2 separate regions of the Homo sapiens genome follow, and region 2 is linked to region 1. A link is a contact called in ENCODE Hi-C data. All regions are on one chromosome and are shown on one strand. Each heading gives the region's core, a stretch centred on a gene start or an enhancer-like site at or near the end of the contact. The rest is flanking DNA. Distances are from core to core; before and after follow the strand shown. Region 1 holds the start of ADAMTSL1 (ADAMTS like 1). Region 2 has its middle 48 kb from the start of DENND4C.

Region 1 (5,623 bases), core at 2,615-5,114:
GCATTTATTTATTCATTCTCTTTGTCTCTCAAAAGACTTCAATTTCCATATGCTTTTTCAAGGAAAAACTTTCCTGGTGTAACAAGATTCTTCTGTAGTTCACTAGTGACCACTATTGGACACTCTTCCCTCAACTTATATGAAGCAACAGAAATGGTGTTATGTGAAAATAATAATGGGGGCCAGAAAGTGGTCCTGAACACACTGAAACACTAAAAACAGGAGCCTGAGTAAACAAAAATGTAGCTGGCCATGTCTAGACAAGAAACTTCACAAAAACATGAAGAAAGTGATTTTTAAATTTTAAATGCTTCATAGCGTTCTGTAGATCTATGCGAAAAGTCTTCAAGCTTGATTTAAAGACAATCTAGGTCTGAGAAAAAGAAATCTGTGTAGAGTGAACAATTATAGAAAAGTGCTTGTGCATGCACATGAACACACTGACATACATGCTGCTGGAACAGGCCGCGGTCTCCTGTAAATAAGGGACTTAACATTCATTCCACAAGCTAAGGGTGCTTCTCCCCATCCAAGATAGATCCACTTAGATAATAGTGGGAGAGAGTGCCAGAGGGACTGAAGGGAATGGGCTATTGTGTTTGACTAGTTGCCATGTATAAATTAGTACAGAGAAGAAAAAGAAATTCAACAGGAAAACACATGTACTTTATTATAATTCCTAGTGTTACTCTTGCAACTCTCACAATAGCAGGCAAAAGAGCTTAAAACCGTTTAAAAGAAACAAAAGGCAAATGCAAATTTGATTAAATGCCTTTCTGACAAGAAGTGATTTGACTTCAAGTGTAGATGGACACATATGTCAATGGCCGGTCATGGTTTTTGCCACATTCTTTTTGAGCTAAACAATTGGGACAAAGGAGAGAGAATAAATACGAGAAAGCAGAATGGGAGGATTGAGAAAATGGCATTATGTAGCTTAATTTCACCTGAATATCAAATGAAATCTCTTGATCAGTACTACTGTCCTACTGTGTCCAGAATATAAATTTATGATATAAGTTCTGTGCATGAAAATATGGGTGGTAACGTAAAATAGATTCAACACCCATCCTCTCAGAAATAAGTTCCAAGGGGAAAGGATTTTGACAGAATGAAGGCTGAACAACCTTCAATATTTGTACACACTCAAGAACCTAGTCATGATACAGATGATTCAGCTGTCAGTGAAATGAGGGATATTTTAATAAGGTAGAAACTGGGCTTGCCACAAAATAGACAGGATGTTTTCCAATTAAGTTACAGAGACCTTTAGAAATTGCCCCAAATAAGTCCAAGAATAGACAGAATCCTTGCAATGTGTAAATGAAAACAAAAACAAAAAAAAGACTATAGGAAAAACAAGCCCCTCAATTCAATTTCTCTATCAAGTTTGAAGGTTGAGCTGATGATGCCACACTTCTAGTTCTAAATCAAGTACACAACAGGCTAAAGGTCACAATCTCTTAAGCCAATAATTAAATTTAATGCTAAAGGGGGCAGTTAATGAGCAAGTTTAACAAGTGCTCATGATATTGTACATATCTTTAATGATCAAGATGATGCAGAAAGCCTAAATATCTGCAACAAAGGGTACAGACCAACCTGCACCACTGTTTTCATTGTTCTTAAATATTTACAACCACCATACGAAGCAAACATGTTCTATTCTCTCCATTATTTGACCTTTGGGTTCAAATGCAAGCTTATTTCATTGCCTGAAAAAACGGGTTTAAAATGTCTTATCTGTATGATTATTGTAAGGATTTATTGTAATGATTTTCAAACAACTAGCCACATTCAGACACAAAATACATGACAGCTATTACTAATGCTGTTATTGCTTGGCAAAGGGATGTATGTAAACATCAGTCAGTTCTTCCTTTTGTAGCATAACTCTCAGATTTCCACTTAATTTAAATGCAGGCATAAAACAAACCTAGGTTTGTTTTAATTTTATCTTTATAATACAATTATTGTAATTTAAATATGATATGTTTTAAGTCCTTCTGAAATAAGCATACATACCTTTTCATTCCACATAAGTCAAATTATATGCTCTAATACATATATGAATATTCAAGATATCACAGAGGGATATAATGCGTTTACCAAATGGATAGCAAAACAATCTATTCCTGAATGGGAAAGTTTTACTAAAGTATAATGAGATCATACTTCCATATGAAAATATCAAAAAAGTAATGTATACTGGTAATTTGCTTTATGATGCAATATAATGGGAAAATAACACACACTTAAAAAAATCACAAAGAAGGAAAGATGAGACAAACTAATGGTGTATACAAGTAACACATCCCATATGGAAAAAATGAGACACCTTTCATAAATCGCTTGCTCCACAAGTCATAAAGCATACCTAAACATTCTGTTCTTTGTATTTTTCAGAACAGCTAAAACTTATAGTTCATTCATGCTTGAAATGTAGTTTACCTTTAAATTTCTATGAAAAATTAAAAATTTATTTCTATATTTATAGCACTTGCAATGCAGCATTATAATTTCTTAGCTACAATGATGCAAATCATTAAGAAGTGGGAATGTATAAAATATTGAATCACTGTCTGATTACTCTATTTGATGAATCTCCTGGACTTTTTCAGTTTGTACCAAATGGCTTTCTTCCCTACTTCAAAATTATAGCGCAGATCAGATTTGTCAGAATATAATCAGAACAAACATTCCTTCCCCATCAAGGAATCAATGCAACCTATTCATTTGCTACATTTTTACCTTGTTCTCTTCCTGCCTTGTTACCTTCTGAGGAAGTTCTGGCATGTTATAAATGTGACAGGAAAAACTACAATCACATTTGTTTGGATCAGTGTGTGCAAATTTTGGAATCAAACCTTCAGATGAGGTTTACTAAGCTGCCTGCCCAGAACACTCTGGTTTAAAAAATGTGCATTGCTATTAATATTTTGAGTGTAGATTTATTTTGGACAGTAAATGTTCATTTTCTGCCCATAAAACCAAGTATGAGTCACAACGGAACATTTACTTCGAGTCAAAAATGCAATGTGTACTGACGTTCAAGAGCAGAGCATCTTATCACTATGACTGTGGCAATCAGCCGTACTAAAAGTCACCATTCCTTTTTCTTCTTTAAAAGTAAATTTGAGATCAAAGGCCATAATCCTCAATTCATAAATCCTAGCATTAACTTCTATCCATAAATGACTTGCAGTAATTAAGAGCCATAATCTGGGTTGGCTGCAAAGAGGCTCTCATTCCCCTCTTTACCTGGTTCCATAGTACATGTGCATAGATGGAAAGTAATTCATTAAAGGCGGTACGGGCAAGCTCTGCAAAGCCTATCCATCAAAAAATTCCAGGAACACCACAGTGAGTGAGTTTAATTTCAGGATGTCTGTTATCCAAATTCCAAGCATACACACCACCATATATACAGTCCTCAGCTCCCAAACTCCATGCAGTATGTCCCAAAGTTCATGTCTCAGTATCAGTATTACTGTATAGCAGTAACTAATTCCAGAAAGTCTTGCAGACTTTATCTTGCTTGGGAAGTTGAGGTTAAAAGTTCTAGAAGGAGTATTCTCTCTTTGTAATCGTGTAAATTATTTTACCTGGAGTTTTAAGATAAAGACACACACACACACACAAACACACATACACACACACACCCCCAACAGCACCCAGACTCAATGGCAATAGCAATGCATTGAAATGAAAAGGCATTTACCAGGAGCAGGAAAGCCAGAAAGAGGAGCAGTGTGCCAGGAGTTGCCCGACGGCAGCATTCCATGCTTGGATCCTTGCCGGAATCAGAATCGGACACTGAATAAGCTGCTAAGTGCTCCTCTGCCTGCTGTCACATCCAGTACTGGTGCTAACACTCCAGTCCTGCCTATCAGCTTCCATCAGCCCCTCTCACATTTCCTGACCGAGGGGTGGGTGGGTGGATGGGTGGGGGGTAAGCTGAATGGAATCTCTCTCGGAGCAGGCAGCCAGCCAATCAGGCTCCTGCTAATCAGACATGCTGAATAACAAAGCCAGGAGGACAGAGAAAGTGTAACGGTGCGAGCAAAAAAGGGGGAAAAGGACGAAAAAGAAAGGCGAGCGAGCAGCAGAGCGAGAAGGGAAATGCAAAAGATGCAGAATTGCAAAAGATGAAGCCAAGCACTGTGCTTCCCATGGACCTGGTTAGTTCTTTGTGAGATGCATTTCTATTTGCCATTTGCCTGTGCTGATGTCTGTTGCTTTGTAAAGTACAGTAGCTCCCTGTGACTGTGTATTGTTCCATTCAGGAGAGAAACTTAATCCCTGTCAATATATAACATATGCCATAAAGGGAAAGAACCATAGACAAAAACCGACTTAATGTGCCCTGTAAATGTGTTCTGTACAACTGTTTTATTTCGCCTCCATAAAGTTCCTCTTTACTTTCTCTCTTGACTTGCAAAATAAATACTCTATACATTTTCTGAAGGTTCCTCACTAAGCCTAAACAGTGGCATAAGTTATTTTGTGTTATTAAGGACTTAATTTGGGGGGAAAAAAACAAAGCAAGTTGCTTCTCTGTAAAGTGACAATTGAAGGCATTTAAGATTTGCTAATTGTAAAGGCACAATTAGAAACTTAGATCCCCCAGTTTAAAAAGAAACCCTCAACAAAGACTCCAGGATGAGTGGGGCTGAAATTTGGGGTTGAGGAGCAGCCTGGTTTTGATGCACTGCCAACTCTCAACTATCTATTTTAGCCACGGGAGAGAAAGAAAGGATGAATTAAATCCTCAGTTAATCCCCAAACCTTCTTTTAACCAAGTTTCAGCTTCCTCCGCACCTCACCCACGTCCTTTATCAGAGCTGTTATAATGCAGAAAAGGCTGAACTGAGTTTTACCTCATTTTTCCATCCACTATTGCAAGAGGGTTGGATGGGATGACCTTGGAGGCCAGTCCAGCCCTGAAGGAAGTGCTAATGAGCAGTGAAATGACGACAAGGCCAGCAACAGCAACGAGAAGGTCAGGAAGCTTCTGAAGCTGCTTAATCCACCAGCAAGGGAGATTTGACTCTACTAGAGGAAGGTTTTATTACAGTTTTAGAAAAGTGTCAAATGTCAAACAAGGATGTATTTCCCCTTATCTGCAAAGGAAATCATTGAGTTTTGAAAGAATAAAAGAGCAGCCCTGGCCTTACATTGCCATAGGTGTGTCATCAGGACGTTTTCCCTTTTCAGATCTCCTGATAGCCCAGAAATATATGCAGTGGAGGTACAAGACATTTAGAATTAATGTTCTTTCCTTTCATTATTAAAAAATACTGACAAGAGGTATGAAACACACGAATATGGAAAACCTGATCAAGCCATAATGGGCATGTGAATACAGGCAGGTCTGCCTATGTACATACCTGCTGCGTTGCTTTTCAAAAAGGTGAAGAAAAGCAGGTTGTTCAACTTTAGGTTACCTACTTCATATGGTATATCAATTAAAGAGAGAGAAACTTTAAAAATCCTATTTTCATGCTGTTAGGAAAGTCAAGGTCATACAAAGATTATCCTTTGTTCTCAATATTAAGTATGTGGACCTAGAAAAATGGACAGTACAAATCCATAACAAAGAGAGCCCATTCTTGAAATATGC
Region 2 (6,188 bases), core at 213-2,712, 710 kb before region 1:
TGTATATGTAATCCCAGCACTTTGGGAGGCCGAGGCAGGCGTATCACCTGAGGTCAGGAGTTCAAGACCAGCATGGCCAATATGGTGAAACCCTATCTCTACTAAAAATACAAAAATTAGCCGGGCGTGTTAGTGGACACTTGTAACCCCAGCTACTCGGGAGACTGAGGCAGGAGAATCGCTTGAACCCCAGAGGCAGAGGTTGCAGTGAGCAGAGATCATACCACACTGCACTCCAGCCTGGATTACAAGAGCAAAACTCCATCTCAAAAAAAAAGAAAAAAGAAAGAAATCAAAACTTAAACACACATTATTTTATTTGATCCTTACAAAAATTCTCTGAGGTAGACAGAAGAGGTTTCTTCCCTGATCACAGAAGAGAAAACAAAGGCTCAAGGAAGTTAATTATTATAACTATTCTACAGCTAATAAGTTGGTTATGCAGTCATTAAGTCTTTATTGAACATCTCTAGCATCCAGGCATTGGGTTAAGGAACCGGGACTCAAGTTCAAATGAATCACACCTCAGTGTTGTTTCTCTTATTTGGAGTAGTTCTTTAATGCATCAGTTTTAAAAGACTGAAAGTTTTAAACTTAGGGTGGCTTTCTTACAACTTAAAACTGTTTAATAGAGAATTCTTAATTCACATAGTATAATATAATATACCCAGCAACATTCTGCAACAGGCCAGGCGCGGTGGCTCACGCCTGTAATCACAGCACTTTGGGAGGCCAAGGCAGGTGGATGATCCAAGTTCATGAGTTCGAGACCAGCCTAGCCAACATGGAGAAACCCTGTCTCTACTAAAAATACAAAAAAAAAAAAAATTAGCTGGGCCTGGTGGCATACTCCTGTAGTCCCAGCTACTGGGGAGGCTGAGGCAGGAGAATCACTTGAACCCAGGAGGCGAAGGTTGCAGTGAACTGCACTCCAGCTGGGACGACAGAACAAGACTCTGCCTAAAAAAAAAAAAATTATGCAACAGTTGACTACAATCAAAAGAGAAAAGTAAAGGTTGACTTTTCTAACTATGGTATTTTGCCTGCTAGGCATTCTAGGTTTTTATTTTAAAAATTTCTTAGGAAACTCCAGCTGTTACAAGGAAGTATTGCTTTTGGTTTAATGTTTTATCCTGCTAGTGCACTCCACCCTTAAGTGATCTTGGTGACTAATAGGACTGGCACCAGTTCTCACTTACCAGATGTGAATTCCACTTACTAGTTTGTTTTTTGTCTTCTGCTAATTTGCAGTTGTAGACAAAAACGGAGTAAAGAAGTTCTTAAAATAAATGAAAATCGGCAATGTAGTCGCTCTTTAATTTTTGAATTGGCCTGGCGCAGTGGCCTCACCTAAGAGTCATATGGTTGTTATGTTCCCTGATGTTAGGGGGCCCTCCCCTGCAGCCCACAGTGACTCAGAAGGCAGCTGCCGAGAACAGGAAGGCCTGGGGTTCATGTGACAAGCCACCAGCCTTTACCAGAGCAAACAAAGTAGGTGGGATGTTCCCCTGTCCCCTGCCCACCAGTTTTATAACACATTTCAGGGCTTTTTTTTTCCCTTCCTCAGACTGCTCTGAATTTTCTCTTTGACCTAATTTGATTTGTGGAGAAATGCTGTCGAAAGGGCCTGCTGAGATTTTGTCCTGGCCTGCCTCACTGAAGAAGGCCAACAATCTGTTTGCATAGCAAGAATGAAAAAAATGTTTCTGTGCTTCAGAGATTACTGAATACTTTTTCCAAAATGAATCTGTTCCTTCTAGCAGGGATCGTTTTGCTAGTTGGGAAGATAAAGCTGTCAATATTCAGTAGCTAATCTCTAGATTTCTTTCTGTGATGGAGTCTAGCTCAGTGCAGGCTGAGGGGCAGTGGCACGATCTCAGCTCACTGCAACCTCCCACTCCTGGGTTCAAGCGATTCTCCTGCCTCAGCCTCCCAAGTAGCTGGGATTACAGGCACGCGCCATCACACCTGGCTAATTTTTGTATTTTTGGTAGAGATGGGGTTTCACCATATTGGCCAGGCTGGTCTCAACTCCTGATCTCAAGTGATCCACCCGCCTTGGCCTCCCATAATGCTAGGATTACAGGGGTGAGCCATCACATGTAGCACCAATCTCTAGATTTCAAGAGACCACATATTGTCACAGCTTCTTGGAGATTTTCTTCACTGGATTTAAGTCATTGTTCTCCAAAGTGTGTTCTGAGAGCTACCTACATTTGAATCATCTAGATTAAGGTATCATCATCTCTACTAAAGGACCTTGTAATCTGTGTTTTTTTTTTTTGAGATGAAGTCTCCCTCTATTGCCCAGGCTGGAGTGCAATGGTGCAATCTTGGCTTACTGGCAACCTCCGCCTCCAGGGTTCAAGCAATTATCTGCCTCAGCCTCCCGAATAGCTGGGATTACTGGCACCCGCCACCACACCCAGCTAATTTTTGTATTTTTAGTAGACATGGGGTTTCACCATCTTGGTCAGGCTGGCCTTGAACTCCTGACCTTGTGATCCACCCACCTCGGCCTCCCAAAGTGGTGGGATTACAGGCGTGAGCCACTGCGCCCGGCCCGGAATCTGTTTTTAACAAGCACTACAACTCCCCAGAATTCTTTTTTTTTTTTTTTTTTTGAGATGGAGTCCCTCTCTGTGGCCCAGGCTGGAGTGCAGTGGCGTGATCTCGGCTTACTGCAACCTCCAGCTCCTGGGTTCAAGCAATTTTCCTGCCTCAGCCTCCCGAGTAGCTGGGGTTACAGGCGCCCACCACCACGCTGGCTAATTTTTTGCGTGTATTTTTAGTAGAGACAGGGTTTCACCATCTTGGACAGGCTGGTCTTGAACTAACCTCATGATCCACCTGCCTCGGCCTCCCAAAGTGCTGGGATTACAGGTGTGAGCCACCGCACCGGGCCAAAATTTATTTTTTTGCACAAAATTAACTTAGCTAAATCAGAGTTCACAAGCCTTCACTGGTAATGTGACCCACAGGAGAGAGTCCTGGGGCAGAGGAGGAGTCTTGTTTATGCCTTTCCTGTTTCCATTCCTGTACTCCCTGTCCCTGCCAAAATGCCATTTCTGATAGTGTTGGTCACTGCAGAAGGAAACAGGAAAAAACAGGAAGGAACTGAGGAAACTTCAGTGTTCCCTCTTGATTACAGTAGTGTGGGAAACAGGCCTGGGTTTAGAAAGCAATGCAGCAGAATGCTTAAAAATCATTCACAAAGCTTGGTAAAACCACAGACTCCCCTTCTCCCCATTCTAATTAAGTGGGTATGCGGTGGGGCCTCAGAACCTATATTTGTAAAAATACCTACAGTGATTCTAATGCAGGTTGATCTGGGGGTACATCAGGATATTTCTTATTTAATGTACTGGAGCCCAGAGCTAGAAGTCCCCTTTGACAGCTGTCTTCAAACTGTCGGCACAAAGACCTAAAGTAATTTTACAATATAAAGACATCTGGGTTCTCTAACTGTCACAGGGCAACTCCCCAAACTGGGGATCAGCCCAGGAGGCCATAAGGGTTCTTGACTTTTGGCAGAAAAGAATTAAGGAGGCCATGGTGGCTAATGCCTGTAATCCCAACACTTTGGGAGGCTGAGGCAGGTGGATTGCCTCAGGTCAGGAGTTCGAGAACAGTCTGGCCAACATGGTGAAACCCCATCTCTACTAAAAATACAAAAAAATTAACTGGGTGTGGTGGCATGCACCTGTAATCCCAGCTACTCGGGAGGCTGAGGTAGGGGAATTGCTTGAACCAGGGAGGTGGAGGTTGCAGTGAGCGGAGATCATGCCACTGCACTCTAGCCTGGACAACAGAGCAAGACTCTGTCTCAAAAAAAAAAAAAAAAACAGGAGCAAGTGGACCGAATAAAGTGAAAGCCAGTTTATTAAAAAGTAAAGGAATGAAACAGTGGCTACCCCATAGACAGAGTAGAAGCACGGACTGCTGGACTAACTATAGTTATGGTTATTTCTTGATTACATGCTGAAAAGGGGGTGGATTATTCATGTTTTCTTGGAATGGGGTGGGGAGTTCCCCAGAACTGAGGGTCCTCCCCATCTCCTACTCTATAGGGTAACTTAGGGACGTTGCCATAACATTTGTAAACTTTCATGGTGCCAGTGGGAGTGTCTTTCAGGGCGCTGATAATGCATTAGAATTAGCATATAATGAGCAATGAGAATGACCAGAGGTCACGTTCTGTTTTTTTTTTTTTTTTTTTTTTTTTGAGACAGTCTTGTTCTGTCACCCAGGCTGGAGTGCAGTGGCGAGATCTCAGCTCACTTGCAACCTCTGCCTCTCAGGTTCAAGCGATTCTCCTGCCTCAGCCTTCTGAGTAGCTGGGAATACAGGTGCCCGCCACCAGGCCCAGCTAATTTTCGTATTATTAGTAGAGACGGGGTTTTACCATGTTGGTCAGGCTGGTCTCGAACTCCTGACCTCGTGATCCACCCACCTCGGCCTCCCAAAGTGCTAGGATTACAGGCGTGAACCACTGCGCACGTCCTCCAGAGGTCACTTTCTTTGCCATCTTGATTTTGATTTTGGGAGGGAGCTGGCTAACTGTTTTGTTTTTTTGTTTTGTTTTGTTTTTATGTTGCCAGGCTGTTCTTGAACTCCTAGCCTCAAGCGATCCTCACACCTTGGCTTCTCAAGTGCTGAGATTACAGGCATGAGCCACCACACCCAGCCCTTGGCTGGGTTCTTTACTGCACCCTGTTTTATAAGCAGGGTCTTTGTGACCTACGTCTTGTGAAACAAGTCCTGCCAAATTCCTATCTTATAACTAGCCAGCATTTAGTTTTAGTATATTCTGTGTTTGCCTTAAGATAGTATGTACATTTTCCCCTAGAGCAGCAAAAAAGAAAAGGATAGTGTATATTTTGTATTTCAAAGAAATACTGGGGCTGGGTGCTGTGGCTGACATCTGTAATCCCAGTACTTTGGGAGGCTGAGATGGGTGAATCACCTGAGGTCAGGAGTTTGAGACCAGCCTGGCCAATATGGCCAAACATTTTTTCTAGTCTCTGCTAAAAAAAAAAAAATTAGCCAGGCAAGGTGGCGCCTGCCTATAATCCCAGCTACTCAGGAAGCTGAGGCAGGAGAATTGCTGGAACCCAGGAGGCAGAGGATGCAGTGAGTCGAGATGGCGCCACTACACTCCAGCCTGAGCGACAGAGCGAGACTCCATCTCAAAAAAAAAAAAAAAAATACTGGCTAACATCTCTACAAATAAATGAACCATTTGATAGGAACATTACTTTCATATGATTCCATTAAAAATATAAACTTTGGCTGGGCATTGCGGTTCATGCCTGTAATCAATCCCAGCACTTTGGGAGGCCAAGGCAGGTGGATCACCTGAGGTGAGGAGTTCGAGAGCAGCCTAGCCAACATGGTGAAACCCTGTCTGTACTAAAAATATAAAAAATTAGCCAGGCATGGTGGCACACACCTGTAATCCCAGCTACTCAGGAAGCTGAAGCAGGAGAATTGCTTGAACACAGGAGGCAGAAGTTGCAGTGAGCCGAGACCCCACCACTGTACTTCAGCCTGGGTAAGAAGAGCAAAACTTTGTTTAAAAAAAAAAAAATTAGCTGGGTGTGGTGGCACACACCTGTAATCCTAACTATTTGGGAGGCTGAGGCATGAGAATCACTTGAACCTGGGAGGCAGAGATTGCAGTGAGCTGAGATTGTGCCATTGCATGCTAGCTTGGGCAACAGCAAGACTCTTGTTTAAAAAAAAAAAAAAAAATCATGGTGGCTTGTCAAGTTTTGGAAATTTCTCCTTAATGGTTTTTCCTAACATATTGCTTTTAGTATGTCATTCTGTCACTGCTTTCCTCAAAATCTTCAGTGGGACTTCACTGCCTACTTATTAATTTCCGTCGGCTAGTGTTTGAGGCCTTATGACTTTATCAGTCCACCTTGCCAGCCTCACTTTTTTGTTTTGTTTTGTTTGAGACAGAGTCACACTCTGTCACCCAGGCTGGAGTACTTTGGCACAATCTCGGCTCACTGCAACCTCCACCTCCCAGGTTCAAGCGATTCTCCTGCCTCAGCCTCCCAAGTAGCTGGGACTACAGGTGCCCACCACCATGCCTGGCTAATTTTTTTTTTTTTTTTTGTATTTTTTGTAGTGTCAGGGTTTCACCATGATGGCCAGACTGGTCTCGAACTCCTGACCTC

Evidence for each region. A loop is a pair of places that touch in the nucleus more often than their neighbours do.
Region 2: a map of endothelial cell of umbilical vein shows a loop between it and region 1 (5-fold over the local background). The contact joins the enhancer-like site here to the promoter of ADAMTSL1 in region 1. A Hi-C loop is called at or near these places in 1 of 168 maps with a recorded cell type or tissue (endothelial cell of umbilical vein) and 1 of 37 single-sample maps with no recorded cell type.

The regions. Positions count from the first base shown.
Region 1 is chr9:18,472,394-18,478,016 of GRCh38, reverse strand. It overlaps ADAMTSL1 (ADAMTS like 1), which reads right to left and starts at 3,864. Exons shown (of 29, transcript NM_001040272.6): 1 at 3,722-3,864. The coding sequence starts at 3,784.
Region 2 is chr9:19,179,670-19,185,857 of GRCh38, reverse strand. No RefSeq gene overlaps it. Among named protein-coding and RNA genes, the nearest start is that of DENND4C, 48 kb to the left of the region's middle. RefSeq lists an enhancer at 1,333-1,382. Within about 2 kb of position 1,462, at least 37 of the 41 ENCODE cell types and tissues checked have a DNase peak (open chromatin) inside an H3K27ac peak, as active enhancers do; they include endothelial cell of umbilical vein, where a contact is called at or near this core.